Regions from separate parts of the Homo sapiens genome. Here region 2 is linked to region 1. Evidence: chromatin loops called from intact Hi-C (ENCODE). Cell type or tissue: CD14-positive monocyte. All regions are shown on one strand. Links, peaks and the distances in the headings refer to the core of each region. The heading gives the core; the rest is flanking DNA. Region 1 overlaps MEF2A (myocyte enhancer factor 2A). Region 2 overlaps LINC03080 (long intergenic non-protein coding RNA 3080).

The links. A loop is a pair of places that touch in the nucleus more often than their neighbours do. Peaks named below come from ENCODE experiments on the same cell type or tissue, not always from the same donor. Only the 100,000 strongest peaks of a DNase experiment are listed, where the experiment ranks them.
Region 2: it touches region 1 in a loop (4-fold over the local background); 1 of 110 quality-filtered maps calls a loop at or near these places.

The regions. Positions count from the first base shown.
Region 1 is chr15:99,625,889-99,636,166 of GRCh38, forward strand. It overlaps MEF2A (myocyte enhancer factor 2A), which reads left to right. Exons shown (of 12, transcript NM_001319206.4): 3 at 7,090-7,285. The coding sequence starts at 7,232. Among named protein-coding and RNA genes, the nearest start is that of MEF2A, 65 kb to the left of the region's middle. RefSeq lists an enhancer at 3,143-3,793. In CD14-positive monocyte, for the core only: no CTCF peak of the experiment used is centred there; a DNase peak (open chromatin) is centred at 5,523; H3K4me3 peaks cover 2,181 bases; H3K27ac peaks cover 3,931 bases.
Region 2 is chr15:99,420,141-99,430,418 of GRCh38, forward strand. LINC03080 (long intergenic non-protein coding RNA 3080) reads right to left here. Exons shown (of 2, transcript XR_007064775.1): 2 at 9,367-10,278. Among named protein-coding and RNA genes, the nearest start is that of LINC03080, 9.9 kb to the right of the region's middle. RefSeq lists a silencer at 5,209-5,268. In CD14-positive monocyte, for the core only: no CTCF peak of the experiment used is centred there; a DNase peak (open chromatin) is centred at 5,221; H3K4me3 peaks cover 1,102 bases; H3K27ac peaks cover 1,854 bases.

The sequences.
Region 1 (10,278 bases), core at 2,596-7,595:
TTTTCGTGTCTATTCATAGGGTATATTGGTCTATAGTTTTCTTGTTGTATCTTTGATTTTGGTATTAGGGCAATAGGACCTCATAGAATGAGTTAGAAGATGTTCCTCTTCAGTTTTTTGGAAGAGTTTGAGGAGGATTGGTGTTAGTTCTTTAATTGTTTGGTAGAATTCATCAATGAAGCCATTGAGTCTAAAGCTTTTCTTTGTCAGGAGGTTTTTAATTACCAATTCAATCTCCTTACTAGTTATTGCTCTATTCAGCTCTTTTTTGTTTCTTTGCAATTCAGTCTTGGTAGTTCTAGAAGCCTTTTGTGTTTCTAGGAATTTGTCCATTTTATCTAGGTTATCCCAGTTGTTGGTATATAGCTGTTTATAAGTACCCTCTTACAGTCTCATTTATTTCTATAGAGTAAGTTGTAATGCCCCCACTTTCATTTCTGATTTTAGTAATTTTGAGTCTTCTCTTTTTCTTCCTAGTCAGTCTAGCTAAAGGTTTGTCAATTTTGTTAATCGTTTTGAAGAATCAACTTTTGGCTTCGTTGATTTTTTTTTTCCGTTGTTTTTCTGTTATCTATTTCATTTATCTCTGCTCTCAAATTTGTTATTTCCTGCTTTCTGCTAGCTTTGAGTTTTCCTTTGGGGGAAAATCACAGCATCTTAATTTTTATGGCTTTATATAGTATGTGTGTCTTTTAGCTTTATCATTCAAGGTTTTCTTGGCTATTCTTTAACCTTTGTATTTCCAAATGAATTTTAGAATCAGCTTATCAATTTCCACATACAATAAGAGAGAACCCGCTGATATGTTGATAGGGTTTGCATTCAGTCTGTACATGAATTTGGGGAGAATTAACATCTTTATAAAGTTGAAATTTCTGAAATTCTGCAAATATAGATTTGCTTATTATTTTCTACATTTTAAATTTCTCTCAGGATCAAGACAAGCAAAGTCATCTAACCGAAAGCGAAGATGACTGATGCATGTTGGAGATGTAAGCAGAGAGAATATGGCATAAAATAATCAACAAGGAATTGGGAAATGGAAGGTTTCTGGAAATGGAAGATTGTAATATGAAGGGAATATTTGAGGTTTAAGGTTCATGACCTTCATGAACTTAAAGTGAGATTAATTGGCTTGATTGGCATGCTAATTTTTTTTCACCTAGCCATATTTAGCTACATGGAAGCTGGTCTTCAGGGGTCAGATTTTGCAACAAAATGGAGGCAAGGGGTTGGAGCCAAAAGGAGGTGAGGGTGTGAATATGTAACTGGATAAGGAAGATAGTAAGGAACACGAAGTGGGTTAGGGCCAGTGAAAAAGTGGGAGTTTGAGATCAGCCTGGCCAACATGGTGAACCCCGCCTCTACTAAAAATACAAAAATTAGCTGAACATGATGATGGATGCCTATAGTCCCAGGTACTCGGGAGGCTGAGGCAGGAGAATCACTTGAACCCAGGAGGTAGAGGTTTCAGTGAGCCGAGATCACGCCACTGCACTCCAGCCTGGGCGACAGAGTGAGACTTTATCTCAAAAAAAAAAAAAAAAAAAAAAAAAAAAAAAGACTTGCTATAATTGTAGACTTGACTTAGTTTTTTTGGTGTTGGCTTTATATATAGGCATACCCTGTTTCTTAGCTGAAGTTTATTTAGGAAAAGTGTATTTTTACATCACAAAACTCAGTAGTCTAACAAACTGGTATATGTGAAAAGTCACAAATTATATTCCAAGTATAGTTTGTAGAATATTAGAATTACATTTAGGCATTTTGAAGCATGTAAAGGGAATGTGCATCTCTGATGTTGCTGGCAATAAGCTAGACATTACAATATTAGAAGCCTTTGAGCCATTGTCTTCCATGTGTGTTTGTGCTAAACATTTTTCTAATTGCCTTTCATATTTAGCCCTTATTTTTGCTTAGATTTGTAGAATGCACAAAAAAGTTGAGGAAGTGTTAAATTGTGGAGAAGGAAAAAAAGCCAGTGAGAAAGTAACTGCATATGAAGTCATGTAGTAAGCATTTTACATCCCTTAGCCATGGTAATTTACTATAAAAGGGGATTTTTTTGTGTGCTGAATTTTAAAAGAGAAATGATTGGGGATTATGGTTGATGTGTAACGTATTATAATTTTTCCCTACTTGAAATAATGGGAAATAAATTTCTGGTTATGGTTTTTGCACAGAATATCTGATTTTCAGGAGCAGATTCCTAACTGTAAGTGTTGTTAGGTACACTCAGATTTAGAACTGATATGTCTTCCTGGTGAATTGAACTTTTATTGTTTTGAAGTATCCTTCTATATCTATCCATGCAATCCATGTATATGTATCTAGTGTCTGCCTCCTGCATTCAAGTTTACTATGATAGCCACACAACTTTCTTTTGGTTTGTGTTTTACATGGTGTGTCTTTCACTATGCTTTTACTTTTTTTCTGTATCCCCATATTTAAGATGTGTCCTCTGTAATCATCATATAATTGGGATTTTTAAAAATCCACTTCTATTATCTTCTTTTAAAAATTGAGGTTTAGTTTAATCCTATTTAATGTAATTACTTACATATTTGGATTAAATCTGTCATCTCTGTTTGCTTTCTATTTGTCTTTCCTTTCTTGCCTTCTTTTGGGTTATTTATTAATCCATTTTTCCCCCTCTTAGCTGTTTGTGCTTTTACTGTTCTTGCCATAGTTACCCAAGAGATTACCACATGCATCCCTGACTTTAAGGTCTAAAGTAAATGAGCATTTTTTCTACTTCCTAATCAATGAAAGGATTTTAGGACACTTTTATTTCATTTTGCTATCCTCCCCTATTATGTACTATTACTGTTATGTATTGTAACATTTGAAATCCCACAAAGTATTATTGTTTAGTCAGTATTCCTTTATTCCTTTGGAGTTACTCAGTGAACCCTCTCAACCCTGTTCATTGCACTTCATCTTTTGTGCATATCCAAGCTGTATATAGGGTTCTTTTTTCTTTATACTTGAAAAGTCCCTTCAATATTTCCTGATAACAGACTCTGTTTGTTTGCCTTAAAGTTGCCTCTCTATTTTGCCTTCATTTCAGAAGGATTTTTTTTTTTTTTTTTGTCAGATACAAAATTTTGGTTTGGCATTTCCCCACCAGCATTTTGAAGATACCATTTCACTGTCTTCTGGCTTTTATTATTTGGGAAAAGTCAGCTAGCTATAACTCTTATTGTTGCTTCTTGAAGTTAATCTTTTTAAATTTTTCTGGCTGCTTTTAAGATCTCTCTGGCTGGCTGAACGCGGTGGCTCATGCCTGTAATCCCAACACTTTGGGAGGCCGAGGCGGGTGGATCATGAGGTCAGGAGATCGAGACCGTCCTGGTGTTAGGAATAACACTCAAAATCCTAAGGAAATTGAACACTCGAACAAAGGATTCTTAGCAAAGCAATTTACTTCTGCACAGAGGGGTGCCTCATTGGCCAGTCGCCATGAGAGCACACCTGAACAAAGGGGCACGAGAGCCTTTATTCCTGACGCAAGTCCTGCCCCTGTACCTTTTTCCCATTGTCTGGGGTCGGGTCGTACAATCTAAACTAATCCCGGTTGGCTAAACATTTGATTTTTTTTTAGATAAGGTGGGCATGTAAAAGAAAGCGGAGAGGAAAGGGGAAGGGGTGTCTGTAATGAGCTAGAAAGTTAGTCCTCTTTCCAAATAAGGAAAGGAATGTGAGCTGGTACTGATAACGCCTGGTACTGTGGCGTGCCTGGGCATCTAACAAAGGCAAAAGGAGAAAAAGGGAAAAAGGCCGGGGTGGGGGTACTATGAGTTAAAGAATAAAAGATTGATCATGTTATTTGAAGAGAAACTTCATTGTATCCCATCCTGGCTAACACAGTGAAACCCTGTCTCTACTAAAAATACAAAAAATTAGCCGGGCGTGGTGGCACGTGCCTGTAGCCCCAGCTACTTGGGAGGCTGAGGCAGGAGAATCGCTTGAACCGTGGAAGCGGAAGTTGCAGTGAGCCGAGATCACGCCACTGCACTCCAGCCTGGGTGACAGAGCAAGTCTCTGTCTCAAAAAAAAAAAATCTCTCTTTGGGGGTGGGGGACCTCCTTCTCCCTCCCCCACTCTTGCCCCCGTCCCTCTCTTCTCCCTCCCCTCTTTCTTTCCTTCTCCCCCTCTCTCCCCTTTGATGTTCCTAAGTGTGGTTTTCTTTGTATTTATTTTGCTTGAGGATTGATAGAGCTTCTTGAATCTGTGGCTCGATGTCTCATTGGTCAGTTTTGAAAGTTCTTAGCTATTATGTCTTCAGATATTTTTTTCTTGCCTATATGTTTTCTCCTCCCCTCTGAGACTCCAGTTACATGTACTTTGTATCCGTTTTCCATGTGCTGTAATTTCTCATTCTTTTCTATATTTCTCATTCTCTTTTTGTGCTTCAGTCTAGGTGTTTTATTGTTTCCTGTCTTCTGGGTTGATTCTTTCTTCAGCTGTGTCTAAAGTATTATTAAAACCATCCATCACTTCTTTTTCAAAATTGTATTTTTTGATTTCATGTTTTCCACTTTTTGTTTATGAAAATTCTTCATTTTACTTTTTAATTCCTTGAACATTTAACTTGTTTTAAACTTTTTTCTGATAACACCATTATCTGGATCTACTGTGAATCTGTTTCTATTGCCATTTTAAAAATCTTGGTTTCAGTTGGGTTTTGACCGGTTATATTTTGATTTCCAGACATTTATATGAAACGTGAAAAAATGTGAATTTCTAGATGATGTTATCTTTCTGCTGAGAATTACTTTTGCTACTGGTATGCAGCTAGGCCAATAAGAGTAGTTGGCCCGGATTGCCTTAATCGAATGAGGGATTGAGATGATTTAAAGCTGTGCTTCTCTTCCTGCGTGGGCTAGTCTGTTGCTAGTTCACCTTTATACCTAGAGTATAGTTCTTTGGAGTCTGTCCCTATGCCTGATGTGTTTGCCAGGGCTGCTCCTCCTTGGCAGACCCTAAATCCAAGTTTTGTATGTCCGCCCACAGGTCTCTTGAAAGCTCTGTTAACTTTCTCAGTCTCTCGGGCAGTAGTTTTGGAATCTACAGGCAGATGAGTCCAGAGACTGGTCTCACCTATTTCTTCCAGATCTCCGCCCTGCAGATTCTCTAGTTTTGAAAGTTCTCTAGTGTATAAAACAGATTATCTTGTGTTTTTCTTTTCTAGTTGTTCTCAAAGGAAGGTTGGTTTGAAGCAAACTACTCCACCATTGTCAAAAGCAAAAAATGCCCAAATATGTTCTGGAATTAAGAATTTTTTAGGTGATATAAGGTAGTACACTGTATCCATCTTACAGCCATTAAAATATCTTGCATGCCTTAGCGATACTGTCTCTGTAGTAAAATGTATTAATATTTCTCTTGCCTACTACAGTACAAGTGTTTATATTGGGAATTGGATACAATGTGATCTGTTAAAAGAAATATTCTACAACACAGCCTGTTTGATTGGGCCCCACGAGTGACTAGCCATCTTTCAGTTCCTCTAATGTTTCCTGTTCCCTTTTGTCATGGGGCTTTTGTACATGTTGTTCTCCCTGCCTAATATGTATATCTCATACTCGAGTTTGAGTATGAGACACATCCTCAGGGGAGCCTTTCCTGAACCATAAATTTAATTCAGATAAATGAACTTTCTAGTTTGGAATTATGCAAACTCATTTGCATTATGGTTTGATTAATGTCTTTTTCTTCTACTAGACTCTGAACTCTGCTAGATTAGGAATCATATCCTTTTTTTTTTTTCTGACCATGTTATCCTCTGTGCATAGTTCAGTGTTTGGAAGTACATTTATTAGAAGTAGGTGAACAATTAATAGGTTATCAGTTAATAGATGATCAACTACTGTTTGTATCAATGAAGAAATAAAATAATGAGGGAAGATAAATAAGAAATGCTGTGCTGATGTTAGTGCTGGAAATGATAAGAAACGAAAGGCTTATAGCTTTTGAGCAAAAGCCAGATTTAATCACACACTGGATTTGCACAGTACAATTGAAGTTTTATTGATACACATGTACAGTATTGAAAATACTTGCATAAAATTCCCATGGGAATGTATTATTATGACTGTTGTATTATAGCATTCATGCCCCCATCTCCTCGTATTTTTATTATGTAAGTCTGAAAGCACTAGGTTTTTAAAATGACACAGCCATCATTCAGAACATGACAAACTATATCATTTCCAGTCATCCTACTACACAGAATAAATGGAATAAAAAACGCTTGAAAGATTTTTTAAGTCTTGAAGGAAAGCAGACTTAAAATTTATACACACACACACGAAGGTGCTGTGGTTTATTCTACCAAGGGAAATTGATTTTCACTTCATCTGGAAGTGCAAACTGAATCTTGACTGATAAGGAGGTGTTCATTAAATGGCCAAAGGAATGTTTCATTTAAATGCATATTTTTACGAAAGTATATAGTGGCTTTGTGAATTGACAAATAGTGATTTGGCTGGAGGCTAGGGCAATTTGCAAGAATTTGAAAAGACAGATTGGGGCTATCCAGATTAGTTCATTGTTTGGTATGGAGGTCATCAGAAGTTTTTAAGGATATTCTGTGTTGTGAAGAACAGAAGTGCTGGAACCAGATTCCCTGAGTTTATAACCCCAAGCTCTGCCCCTTACTACGTGACCTTGGGCGTATTGCTTAATTTTTCTGTGTCTCAGTGTCTCTATTTATAAAATGGAGGTAATAATTATAGATTGCTATTAGGATTGAATGAGTTAAGACATGTCCATGCTTAGGAAAATGTCTAGTACATAGAAGAATCTCAGTAAGGCTTGGCTCTTGTTGCTATTATTGTATACATTGAGAAAACCTCAAACATTATTGTTGCATTAGTTTAACCAGAACTAGAGACACAAAGAGATTCAAGAGGTATTTTAGGGGTAAAGTTAACAAGACTTCAACTTATTTACTAATTTTGTATAACCAGAAATTTCAACTAATAATGCTGTGTGCAGTGTAAAAGCAAATTTGAAATTTGTATAACACTTACATGATTTGTAAACTTACAGATTTTAAATCTTCTAATTTGTGTTTTCTTTTAGATCTTGTAGAAAATTTCAGCTGTAGCCCTTGGACTAGAAGCTGAAATAACAGAAGCTGTGTACGATGCATTAGGGTATTGAAGAAAATTAACTTTTGAATTAAATATTTGGAATATAAGGAAATAAGGAAAGTTGACTGAAAATGGGGCGGAAGAAAATACAAATCACACGCATAATGGATGAAAGGAACCGACAGGTAAATGAAAATTTTAATTTATTTAATTGATATGAATATTCTTTTAAAAAAAGAACATAGGACAGAATGGTTGGGTTTTTCTTAAACTTAATTTTAAGTCTAAATATTTTTAGTTACAGACTAAATGAAAAATTCTAACAATCATAAAATTGTATCTTTTCATCATCTGCTTTAAAGAGACTTCCTTATTATAGATATATGTCACCAAAAATATAGATACTCAAAAGTAAAATCACCACAATCCCCACCATTACCAATCCATTGTATAGATTTCTCATAAGATATTTAGTCTTCTATGTATTTGATTATATATTTGACTGTTAGTCTTTTTTATATTGATTATTTTTAAGTTATCACATCTGTTTTTATAATTAGCTAAGTTAACTATAATTATCAGTGAATGTGTTCTAGTCAGTTAAATTTTCTGGTTAACCAATATGTAATGAGAATTTTTTATACTTATTGCAAATATTTTTAAATTTATATATGTACCTCAGTTTTAATTGATAAAATATATTGAAGTTATTTTATGGTACCAGTGTGGGTAAATCCTTACAGATTCAAGGTAATTATAATGATGCTGGTATATGAAGAGGCCAGAAGTTTTAAGTGTCTAATGTTGGCTTAACAAACTATGGTCCATGGGCTGGCCATCTGTTATTGTAAATAAAGTTTTATTAGAGCACTGTCATGCTCATTCATTTACATATTGTCTATGGCTGCTTTCGCATTATAACAACAGAATTGAGTAGTTGCCCCAGAAACTATATGGTCCATAAGCGTAAAATGTTTACTCTCTGACACTTTTAGAAAAAGTTTACCAACTCCTTAGTTCAGAAGAAAGAAGGAAAAATAATTTCATAGCATATTATAAAGGAACTACTGGAGAGATGCTATCTCTGGGAAAGTTGCGTATCAGGAGAAGTTTCAAGAACAAGTGGTTTCAGAAAGTTTACCAGGAACAGAACGAAACTGAAGATGTGTTCTGCAAATCTGAGTAGTAATTCACTGGAATATAGATATAATTGGAGATAAAACTCAACTGAGCAGCCTGTAAGGAAGTTGGTGGGAGAGATGAGGGTTGCCCATAGACTGAATTAAAGAGGAGGCCCTGGTTTCAACTCATGAAGATTGTTCAACAAAGACATAAGGCCCACACAGTATGATTCATTATGAAGGTTGGTACAATAGGGAAGATTGGTAAACTATCCATGCTATTATTCCAAAGGAATCATTCCAAGCAAGGCTGCAAATTATCTTCCCTTCACAATCTGAGGATTATGAAGTGTAGAGGAGGCATAGGGACCTGCTTCATGGATATATGCAGTATAAATATAAAATAGGGTTTATTGGGGAATAACATACAAGCAAAGAACTGGAGGACACATAAAATTTTCGAGCCCTTATTATTCCATAGATAGTCGTGTTTAAATTGGACATAGCTAAACTGGACCTACCTATGGAAGGGATTCACATTTGTAGAGAGAAAGAGCAGCTAGGAATGTGTAGGTGACGGTAATGGAACTTTCTGAGTTGAGGAAATGACCTTGTTGAAAAGATAGATACTGCCACTAAGCAACTAGAATGAGGCTGTTCTTACGTTGGACTTAGCTGCTGTGTCAGCTTCTTGCCTAGCTGCCAAATGGGGCAAGGACTATCTGAATTTCTGTCTCAGATAATTTTGGCAAAGATTGGAGAAAAGACATAAAAGAAATAATTGGACAGTTTATTTTTCAGGTTAAATTAGACACAGAAACAATTTGTCACAAACTAAAAGAGTATCTTTATTGATTTTAGAATTTGATTCTGATTTAAAAGTTTCATGTTTCTTCATGAAAGGGAGAAAAACTGTATCTTTGCAGAAGAAAAGAGATGTCATTTATTTGTCCAGATTCAGATATATACTATATCCCAAGAGACTGTGTTAGGTCCTGGAAACTCACTAAAAATATATAGCCTACATAGGAGATCTAAATATGTGGCAAATAGAAATAATATCAGATACTGGGAGAGTTTATAGAAGAAACCGCTAACTTCTGATGGAGTGGTTTAGGGACTATTGGTTGGAGGAGGTAGTAGCAAATAAGAGTTTTGAATTACAGGTGTGAACTAGCAAGATAAAAATCACACTTCATTATTGGAACAGTACACAAATAATCTTGCAGGTGGTGGAGGGGTGACAGTATCATAGACTTAAAGAGCTGCTTCACTTTACTTCCACTTAGAAGCCTCTGGTGAAACCTTATGTTTGTTCTTCCTTATCTAGAACACTTTTAAAAAAGTAAACCGTATTAAAGTATAAGATTAAGAAAAATTCAGAAATCCTAAGAGTGTGGTTCAGTGAATTTTTGCACAAAGAAGAAGACCGTGTAGCCAGCATATCCCAGAGCACCACCCGAGAGGCACTCTATCCTGTCTCCCAGTTGTTTCCCCCTGCCCCAAGGAAGGTCATTATCCTGACTTCTAACACTATAGATTAATTACACCTGTTGTTGAGTTTATATGAACAGTGTGTCTTCTTTCGCACAATATTACATTTGTGAAATTTATCAGTGGTATTGTTGCATGTAGATATATGTAAGTATATCTTGTACATTTTCATTGATGTATAATCTATTGTGTCAGTAGAATACAATTTATGTATTTACTTTTTTCTATTGTAAATGGACATTTGGATTGTTTTCTACTTTGGTACTATTATGAAGACTGTAATTTTGAATATTCTCGATAGTATACGTGAACACTTGGGTAAATAGGAGTGCGGTTGCTGAGTCATAAGGGTATGCATTTGGTTAGTAGTTGACGGAAGTTTTCTAAAGTAGTTCTACTGGTTTACACTCTGCTGGCAGAGTGTAAGAGTTCTAGCTGCTCCGGTCTTGAGCAATACTGGGTACTGTCCTTTTCATTTTAGTCATTCTGGTAGGTGAACAATAGTAATTTAATGTTAAGTTTCCATGATGTCTAATGAAGGTGCTCACTTTTTCATATTTTTA
Region 2 (10,278 bases), core at 3,303-8,302, 210 kb before region 1:
GAGTCCAGGAATTTATCCATTTCTTCTAGATTTCCTAGTTTATTTGCGTAGAGGTGTTTGTAGTATTCTCTGATGGTAGTTTGTATTTCTGTGGGATCGGTGGTGATATCCCCTTTATCATTTTTTATTGCGTCCATTTGATTCTTCTCTCTTTTCTTCTTTATTAGTCTTGCTAGTGGTCTATCAATTTTGTTGATCCTTTCAAAAAACCAGCTCCTGGATTCATTGATTTTTTGAAGGGTTTTTTGTGTCTCTATCTCCTTCAGTTCTGATCTGATCTTAGTTATTTCTTGCCTTCTGCTAGCTTTTGAATGTGTTTGCTCTTGCTTCTCTAGTTCTTTTAATTGTGATGTTATGGTGTCAATTTTAGATCTTTCCTGCTTTCTCTTGTGGGCATTTAATGCTATACATTTCCCTCTACACACTGCTTTAAATGTGTCCCAGAGATTCTGGTATGTTGTGTCTTGGTTCCCATTGGTTTCAAAGAACATCTTTATTTCTGCCTTCATTTCGTTATGTACCCAGTAGTCATTCAGGAGCATATTTTTCAGTTTCCATGTAGTTGAGCAGTTTTAAGTGAGTTTCTTAATCTTGAGTCCTAGTTTGATTGCACTGTGGTCTGAGAGACAGTTTGTTATAATTTCTCTTCTTTTACATTTGCTGAGGAATGCTTTACTTCCAACTATGTGGTCAATTTAGGAATAAGTGTGATGTGGTGCTGAGAAGAATGTATATTCTGTTGATTTGGGGTGGAGAGTTCTGTAGATGTCTATTAGGTCCGCTTGGTGCAGAGCTGAGTTCAATATGCTGGTTAACTTTCTGTCTTGTTGATCTATCTAATGTTGACAGTAGGGTGTTAAAGTCTCCCGTTATTATTGTGTGGGAGTCTAAGTCTCTTTGTAGGTCTCTAAGGGTATGAATTTGGGTGCTCCTGTATTGGGTGCATATATATTTAGGATAGTTAGCTCTTCTTGTTGAATTGGGGATTGCTGGGAGAACCACTAATCTCTTCAAAGCTGTCAGACAGGGATGTTTAAGTCTGCAGAAGTTTCTGCTGCCTTTTGTTCAGCTATGCCCTGCCCCCAGAGGTGGAGTCTACAGAGGTCGGCAGGCCTCTTTGAGCTGCGGTGGGCTCCACCCAGTTTGAGCTTCCCGGCAGCTTTGTTTACCTACTCAAGCCTCAGCAATGGCAGATGCCATTGCTCAAGGCCACACAGCTGCGAGTGGAGCCCACTGCCTCTGCTCCTCCACTGCTCCACACTGCCCTGCAAAAAGGAGGAGGCCAGTCTCGTTTCTTGGGGAAGGTGGGGGCTTAAGACCCCAGGGCCGAGTTGCTCCACTGTTTGGGAGCATTTGCTTCAATCTGGGAATTCAATCATCTGGGAATTATTTAAAAGAGGTGTAGAGGCCTTGAAAAATCTCAGCTTGGGTTGACTGGGGGAGGGAGAGGGACAGTGTCCTGTGTTTTCCATTTTCTTTTTTTTTTTTTTGAACTTTTATTTTAGGTTCAAGGGTACATATGTAGATTTGTTATATAGATAAACTGTGTGTCACGGGAGGTTGCTGTAAAGACTGCTTTGTCACTCAGGTGATAAGCACAGTTCAGACAGGTAGTTTTTCTGCTCCTTTCCCTCCTCCCACTCTCCACTCTCAAGGAGGCCCCAGTGTGTGTTGTTCCCCTCTTGGTGTGTCCATGTGTTATCATTTAGCTCCCATTTATAAGTGAGAACATACATGTGGTATTTGGGTCTCCTGCATTACTCTGCTAAGGATAATGGGCTCCAGTTCCATCCACATTCCCACAAAGGACATGATCTCATTCTTTTTTATGGCTGCATAGTATTCCCTGGTGTATATGTAACACATTTTCTTTATCCAGTCTACTGTTGATGGGCATTTAGGTTGGTTCCATATCTTTGCTATTGTGAATAGTGCTGCAATTAACGTATGTGTTCATGTGTCTTTATGATAGAACAATTTATATTCTTTGGGGTATATACCCAGAAATAGGATTGCTGGGTTGAATGGTAGTTCTGTTCTTTGAGGAATCACCACACTGCTTTCCACAATGGCTGAGATAATTTATACTCCCATGAACAGTGTATAAGTGTTTCCTATTCTCCACAACCTCACCAGGGTTTGTTTTTTTTTTTTTGTCTTTTAAATAATAGTCATTCTGCAGGCTGGGCACAGTGGCTTACACCTGTAATCCCAGCACTTTGGGAGGCTGAGGTGGATCACGAGGCCAGGAGTTCAAGAGCAGGCTGGCCAACGTGGTGAAACCCCGTCTCTACTAAAAATACAAAAATTAGCCAGGCGTGGTGGTGGGCGCCTGTAATCCCAGCTACTTGGGAGGCTGAGGCAGGAGAATCCCTTGAAACTGGAAGGCAGAGGTTGCAGTGAGTGGAGATTGCGCTGCTGCACTCCAGTCCAGGCAAAAGAGCGAAACTCAGTCTCAAAAAAAAAAAAAAAAAAAATAGGCATTTTGATTGGTGTGCAATGGTATCTCATTGTGGTTTTGATTTGCATTTCTCTAATGCTTAGTGATATTCAGCATTTTTTCATATGCTTTTTGGCCGCATGTATGTCTTCTTTTGAGAAGTGTCTGTTTATGTCTTTTGCCCACTTCTGAATGGGGTTGTTTTTTGCTTGTACATTTGTTTAAGTTCCTTATAGATGCTGGATATTAGATCTTTGTCAGATGCATAGTTTGCAAATATCTTCTCCTACTCTTAGGTTGTCTGTTTATTCTGTTGATTTGCTGTGCAGAAGTGCTTTAGTTTTATTAGATTCCATTTGTCAATTTTTGTTTTTGTTGCAATTGCTTTGGCATCTTTATCATGAAATATTTCCAAGTTCTATGTCCAGAATGGTATTTACTAAGGTGTCTTCCAGGGTGTTTATAGTTTTAGATTTTCCCTTTAAGTCTTTACTTCATCTAGAGTTGATTTTTGTATATGGTGTAAGGTAGGGGTCCAGTTTCAATTTTCTGCATATGGCTAGCCAGCTATCCCAGCACCATTTATTGAAAGGAAGTCCTTTCCCCATTGCTTGTTTTTGTCAGCTTTGTTGAAGATCAGATGGTTGTAGGTGTTCAGCCTTATTTCTGGGCTCTCTATTCTGTTCCATTGTGTCCTGTATTTTCAGTGAGGGAGACAAGACGCTGAGCTTACACAGCCCCACTCCCTCCAGAGCTACACGCCAGGGACCCCTGCCCAGACCTGCCTGGAATGGCTGCTCCTGTGTTGGCCTCCAGCTCAGCCGTGCATGGATACAGGAAGACCAATAGCCAGAGGCTGAAGGGCCATAGGAAGGATGCTGGGGCAGCATCAGCTCCGTGGAGGGGCCCATGGACCACTCTTACATTTAAATCCATCTGCCAGTCAGGAACAAGTTCACTTCCATAACACAACTTTATTGTGTTTACACAGTTAAACACAGCCCATGTGTTCACTGTAGACACAGAACTGCTGTGAAAGGACTGCCCGTTTCTAGGCTTTTCCATGAAGATTAATATGCCACTTGTTTGTTCCCTGTGTCCGTCTGCTAGCATTGGCCAGTCAGCGGCGGGTTAAGAACTCACCAGGGAGAAACTTAAATTGGAGAAAAAAAAATTCTAGTAGATACTGTCTGGCTACTCACCCAGCTTCCACCACCTTTTCTGCTGTCTCAAGAACCCAGATATTTTTTGTCGTGGTCCCCCCAGTCCTCTCTCGTTAGAGGCCCCAGGAAGAGCCCTCAAAGGCGGAGCTCTCCAGACACTGTCATGAGCAAATGCGAGCCCAGGACAGCCGTGGCCACCCGGCAACACACCTTGTGGAGGGAAGTGTGCACCACTCAGGGGGACTGAGGGACCAGAGCAGGTGCCATGGGAGATGCCCACCCTGCAGCCCCTGGCCTCCGCTTAAACCGGTTTGAGCTGGACTTCCTATTACCTGCAGCTGAAGCATTTTGACTGCTACAGTTCTACTCATCTTCTTGTCTCTCTTACGCTGGTCAAACGCAAGTTAACATGGGTTCCAGCTGGATGCCGAGTTGAACTCTGCGTTTGCACTCCTGCTGCACCCGCCGTGGCACACTCAGCCAGGGGCCTGTGCTGCTTCTCTCTGCCTGGAAGGGGCATGGCTACATGTGGGATCCCCCTCAAGCAGACTGCAATGAGGACTTGGGTGCATGAAGTGATCCGAGGAAGGGCAGGGCAGGGGTGGAGGTGGAGGGGGAGGCAGGGGAGGGAGACAGGTCCATGAATGAGGGGTTTCCACTGCGGGCAATGGGCTCAACCCACTGGGCCCTCAGGGAGACTGTGGGACACAGGCCTCCAATGTCCCCACTGGAGAGGGCGGAGGTGAGCATTTCTACAGACTCCCATCCCCATGGATGAAGGGGCCCTGGGGCACAGACTCCCCTGGCATAGCCGACCTGTGCTTGCAAGTGGGAGGGATATTCCCAAGGTGGCAGGGAAGAAAAGAATAATCGAGAAGCAGGCTAGTAGGTATCTCCTGTCCTGCAGGAGAGCTGGGTGGCTGGGGCTCTGGATGGGACATCACAGCCTCTGCTTAATCACGGAAGCCTCAATTTTCTTATCTGTGAAATGAGGCTAATGTTTGGGGTACATACCTGGCAGGGCCAATGTGACAAGAAGCAATAATAAATGTACTTCCTGGCATACAGCAGGGGCTCTGTAAGTGCTGATCCTGTCAGTGGCAGCTCCTTAAGGAAAGCAGCTGCCTCAGTTATGGTGCCAAATGCTGTGTGCCAGGCTCTGCTCTCCCTCTGCCACCTCTACCCCACCTCTTCCTCCTGAATCTATGAGTGGCCCGGGGCTCCAGGCAAATTAGGCTTTAGCACCCCGAGCTGGCCCACTGGCCTAGAGGCCAGGCCACTGTCCTGAGGTGTCCTGACAAAGGCTGTGGGGGCCACATGAGGCAGCCAGGCCAGGCAGGTGCCCCTGCTTGGTGTCTGCAGCCCGGGCCCAGGTTGATCTGCAGGGTCACTGCCAGCTGCCGGTGCCCACAGACCGCGCCACTTGGCCCTCTGACCTGAGCAACCGCCTGCTGCCTTCCATGGGAGGCCTAGCCGCCTGACCTTTCCTTCCCAAAGTCATTTTCCGTTCTGCTGTGTTATTGGCCAGGCCTGAAACGCTCCTCTGAGGGAGTGGGAAGGACCGTTCTGAGGCTTGTCATTGTTTCAGGATCAGGTTGCCTCAGCCTCAAAATCTGACAGAAACCAGAACTTCCTCTGAGTCACCCACACCCATGACAGGGGCCTCGGGTGGAGGGTGAGGCTGGGGTGGGGGGCGGGGGCTCTCTCAGCCCGTCTGGGCCTAGAAGGCCTCAGCGGTGCCCTCCCCCTGGCAGCCCAGCTCCAATTTTGCAGCTCTGGCCAAGCACCAAGCTGGCATGAGGGTCTGGACCTCAGCCTGAGCCCTGCGCAGCCTGAGCCAACTTAGAGGGCAAGGTGGGAAGGAGGTGGCCCCTCTCAGACAGGAGAATGCAACTGCTCCTGCCACGGAGCCAGGGGAAGGAGGCTTTGGGGTTTGGGATGAATGCTGCCAAAGGCCGCAGGAAGCCCCTTCACATCTTCCTGAAGGCGGATGAGGGAACCCCAGGACCCAGCACTCACTTCCTAAGTCTCCAGCCCCATATCCAAGACGGGGCCGGGGCGTGAGGACCCCTGCACAGCTCACCACTCGGGCCCTCTCTAAACAGCCTCCTGGACATCTGTGTCCCCTGTGTCCTTTGAGGAGGAAGGAAGCCGCTCCCTGGAAGAAGTTGGCTCTGGCCTCAGACATGCATCTCCTGTCAACAAATGAAAGCCCCGCCACTCATCAGCTCCGCTGTCGGTTGGGAACCTGCAACCGCCTCTGGCTCTCCGTCTGTACAGCCGGGGGTCCTGGCCCCATCCCCGCCTCAGGCTAGCTGGCTGTGGATTCCATGCCAAGACACACCGCCCAGACACATCTCCAGCCAGCAGGAGGCTACGGTGCCACGTTCAGGCTCTGCCAGTGCTTCTAGGTCCTCCGAATGTCCTCAGGTGGAGAGCCTGGGCCACTCCTCCTATGTGCTCCTTGTTCTTCCACCTCAGAGTGGCCAAAGGAGGGGCTCTGGTTCCCAGCCCTGGGCCCCAGGAGGAGGGCCTGTCTGTCCCTTTCCTGCCGCTCAGCCTTTCCCATAGTGCAGCCTTTGAGGACCTCAGCTGAATCCCACCTGCCTGCCCTCCACGGGCCACAGCCCTTCCTCACGGTCACCTGCATTAAGCACCTACTGTATACCCAGGGCTGTGTCCCATGAAAACAGAGCAGATGTAAGAGCCAGGTCTTTGGTCACGGCGCCAGCATCTGAAAAGCATTTGCAGTTTGAGAAACATTTGACCCTCATGGTCACTTCCAGGTGCGCAGAGTCCAGGAACTGTCCCGTTTTCCAGATGAGGAAATGGATGCTTTTGAGAGTCACGTCACATGCACGGAGCACAGGTGTGCCCGAGGCCGCGCCCCGCAGCAGAGCTGGGATTAGAATCTAGCTGTTTTGGAGCCATCGTCTTTTCCGTGATGTTCTGAGGGGCCTCTCTGTTTCTTTTGAGGAGTTTCATGCTGATTATTGAGACAAGGTGGTTCAGGCAAGACCGCTCTCGAGCATGGACGCAGGCACGTAAAAGTTCATGCACAATCACACCACAGGCATTCCAGAGCACCTCAGACGGGAGGGGCCTGCGGGAGGGTAAAGTCAGAGGGCCTGGGCGGGCGGCAGATGCAGTGATGAGGAGAGAGCATCCCGGGGAGCTACTCTGGGGATCGGCGTGGGAGGCTGGACGAAGCAGCGTGGACGGAGCACAGATGTGGTCACAGGCCACACCCTGCAGCAGGTCAGGCTGGGCTGGTGTTAGAGTCAAGAATGGGAGGCTTGGGACTGTGGTCTGTGCTGCAGGGTGATGGTATCACAGCAGGTTTTGACCTGGGAGGTGACTCCCTGAATGCATTCAGTCTGGAGTAGCCTGGGAAGTGGCGAAGGGAAAGGGTCTCCAATGAGAGTAACTGCTGTTGCCCAGCTGGCAGGTGAAGAGGGCCTGGAAATTGGATTTTAAAACTTAGAGTCAACCCGATGATTCAGTAACAAGTGGGGCACATCTGGCTTGTAATAATAATAACCCCTTCTGCACTGCAAAGGTCTCTATGCACCACGCACTGTTTTCTCCTCTTGTGCCTACGGGAAAGACGTTACCATCTTTCATGGCAGCTCATCACCTTCAGCAACCTCTGGAAGGACCCCACAAGCCCTCGCCTTGCACTGAGGGTGGCCCCACACCTGTCTGCCTAGGCTATTTGGGGGTCTCTGCACCCAGACCTCTCCCCGGATGGAGTTTGGCAGGTGGTCAGTTTTGCTGCGTGAATTGTAAGTGAAGAGTCTTTTAGCAACCACCTCCCCACTCTCTGCAGCCTCAACCTCACTGTTCTGTGCCCCTCCCGTCTTTCCTGCCTTGTACTATTTGGACTCCTTTCTCTAATCAAAATCTGCTCCCTGGAAGAATCAAAGAGCAGCCACTTATTTTCCTTAGGGCCAACATCTTCACTTGGTCATCATTCTACTGTAAGCTGGTGAATATAGCACCTGACATAGAGTAGGTGCTCAGTAAACTAGAAGGAAAGGAAAATGTGTTTTGAACGACTGGGTGGACGCATGGGTAGACGCGTGGGTGGACGCGTGGGTGGACGCGTGGGTGGACGCGTGGGTGGATGCATGGATGTCCATGTGAAGAGGCTCTCTTATGCAGAAAAGCTACTGAAAATGGATCGGATTAGATAAAAGTGGGAAGAAGGCTCTATCAGATGCTTCGCCTCTCTTACTGCCTGGGCATTACTCTTCGGGCTCTCACTTTCTTGCAAGTGGCAAGAAATAAAGCTGATGAGTATGTGAGGGGATGGGCAACCCGACTAGAGTGCTTCCGGTCACAGGCAGTAACATGCATGCAGTGTGAGCAGAGGTGGTCCAGTTCAGGCTGAGACACGGTGCAGCAATCCAGGGGGACCCGGGAATGCTGCAGGACCACGCCTCAGCGTCACTTGCAGGGTCCCAGATCCCTCCGATGGAATGGGAGTCAACACATCCCTGATCTAGCTGGTGACACCAGCCGTCCTTTACCTCCTGAGGCTCCACTTTATTCCTCTGATGAGGGACTATACTGATGCAAGATGGTTTCCAGGACCTCTTTGCCCCTTCGCTGACCCTTAGGTCTCATGGGTTATAATGGCAAAGGTGCTGGGACCCCGGGTTCTCTCCAGAGCTGTAAGCCATCTCCAAAGGAAAGCTGCAAGGAACATCTGTCCATCTATCTATACGTATATATATATATAGATAGATAGTTAGGCTGCGCGTGGTGGTGCATGCCTGTAATCCCAGCACTTTGGGAGGCCGAGGTGGGCAGATCACCTGAGGTCAGGAGTTCGAGGCCAGCCTGGCCAACATGGCGAAACCCCCTCTGTACTAAAAAAAAACCACAAAAGTTGGCCGGGTGCAGTGGTGTGCACATCTATCTATATATATACATACATATAGTTTGAAGTCTTTGGAGACCCTTGCTGTATGTGTGTATATACATGTGTGTATAGATATGGTCACATAACATATGTATATATCATATATGTACACATATATAATTTATACGTATACTTTTTTTTTAATAAGAAAATGTGTGAGTCACTGGGGTCTGAGTCCTTGTTCAAAAGATCAAAAGCAGACATGTGGTCTGCATGCCCATGCTCACTGCAGCACTATTCGAAAGTTACGGAATCAACCTAATCATCCAACAACGGTTGAATGGATAAAGTATGGTGTATACACACAGTGGTATACTATTCAGCTGTAAAAAAGAAAGAAGTTCTGTCATTTGTGACAAGATAGATGGAATTGGAGGACATTATGCTGAGTGAAATAAGCCAGGCACAGAAAGACAAATACCGCAGGTTCTCACTTGTATGTGGGATGGAAAACAATCAAACTTAAAGAGGCAGAGAGCAGAATGGTGCCAGAGGCTGTGGGAGAGCTGGTGAGGGGAGTGAGGAGATGACAGTCAAAGGGCACAGGGTCTCAGTTAGGCAGGAGCAATATATGTTTTGTTTTTGTTTTTAGGAAATGGGGTCTCGCTGTGTTGCGCGGGCTGGTCTCAATCTCCTGGGCTCAAAGGATCCTCCTGCGCTTGTCCTCCTGTAAGGCTGGGATTACAGGTGTGCACCATAAGTTTTCTTTTCTTTGAGATACATTGCACAGTGTGGTAAATATGTAAGTAATAATGTATTGTACATTCCAAAATCACCAGGAGAGTAAATTTCAAATGTCCTTACCACAACAAGTGATGAGTATGTGAGGGGATGGATATGTTAATTACTTGATTTAATTTTCTACGTTGTATTCATCAGTCATCACATCACTTTGTACCCATAAATACATACAACTGTAATTTATCAATTTAGAATTTTAAAAGTAAAATTTAAATGTAAAAAAGTGGACATCTCACATAGGAAGCTCTCAGGGGTGGCCCAGCCTCAGGATCTGGGCAGGCCTGGCCCTGAGCTCTGTGACATGTGATCTGCCTGCCATGTGGCTTTGGTGGGGACAGGAGGGGGAAGCAGGGGAGGAGGGGTCCTGCTTGGGTGTGGTCTGGTGCCTGAGAACTGGGCAGACCCATGGTGGGCCCCTGTGTGACTGCCTTCCTGGCCAGCCCCCAGGTGTTTGGGTGGCCAACGGACTACTCCTAGCCAGGGAGCACAGGTGACTTGTGACACTTCCCAGCAAGAGCTTCTGAATGCTGGTGTGAGAACGTCCACAGGGCTCCTTCCCTCTGAAATGGAAGCTGACAGTCTAAGATGGTGGCTTCCTGTCAACCCAGTCCTGGATAGATGACCACGATCAGTCTCCTGCCAACCACGACGGATGCTTACTGTGGGCAAGAAAGAAGCTTCTGTTGCTATCAGCCACAAAGACTTGGGGCTTGTGACCATTGCACCACCTAACCTATCCTGGCAGGGTCGAGGCCCAAATATTCCCAAAAATCCCAGAAAAACCACCTTATTTTTCTTCTTCCCATGTGCTGGCCCTCAGGTTCTTGGTGGCTGATCTGGGTTTCCTGGCCAAGCTTTTCAGCAACACTGCTGATGACCTGACGTGTTCCAGCACCTCCCCTGCTCCTCCCGCAGCCCCCCAGCCACTCACTCTGGGGGATCGCTGCAGATGCAATGTTTCTTGATAGGAGGGATGGTATGACTCCAAGCCAGGCTGAGGAATTGCA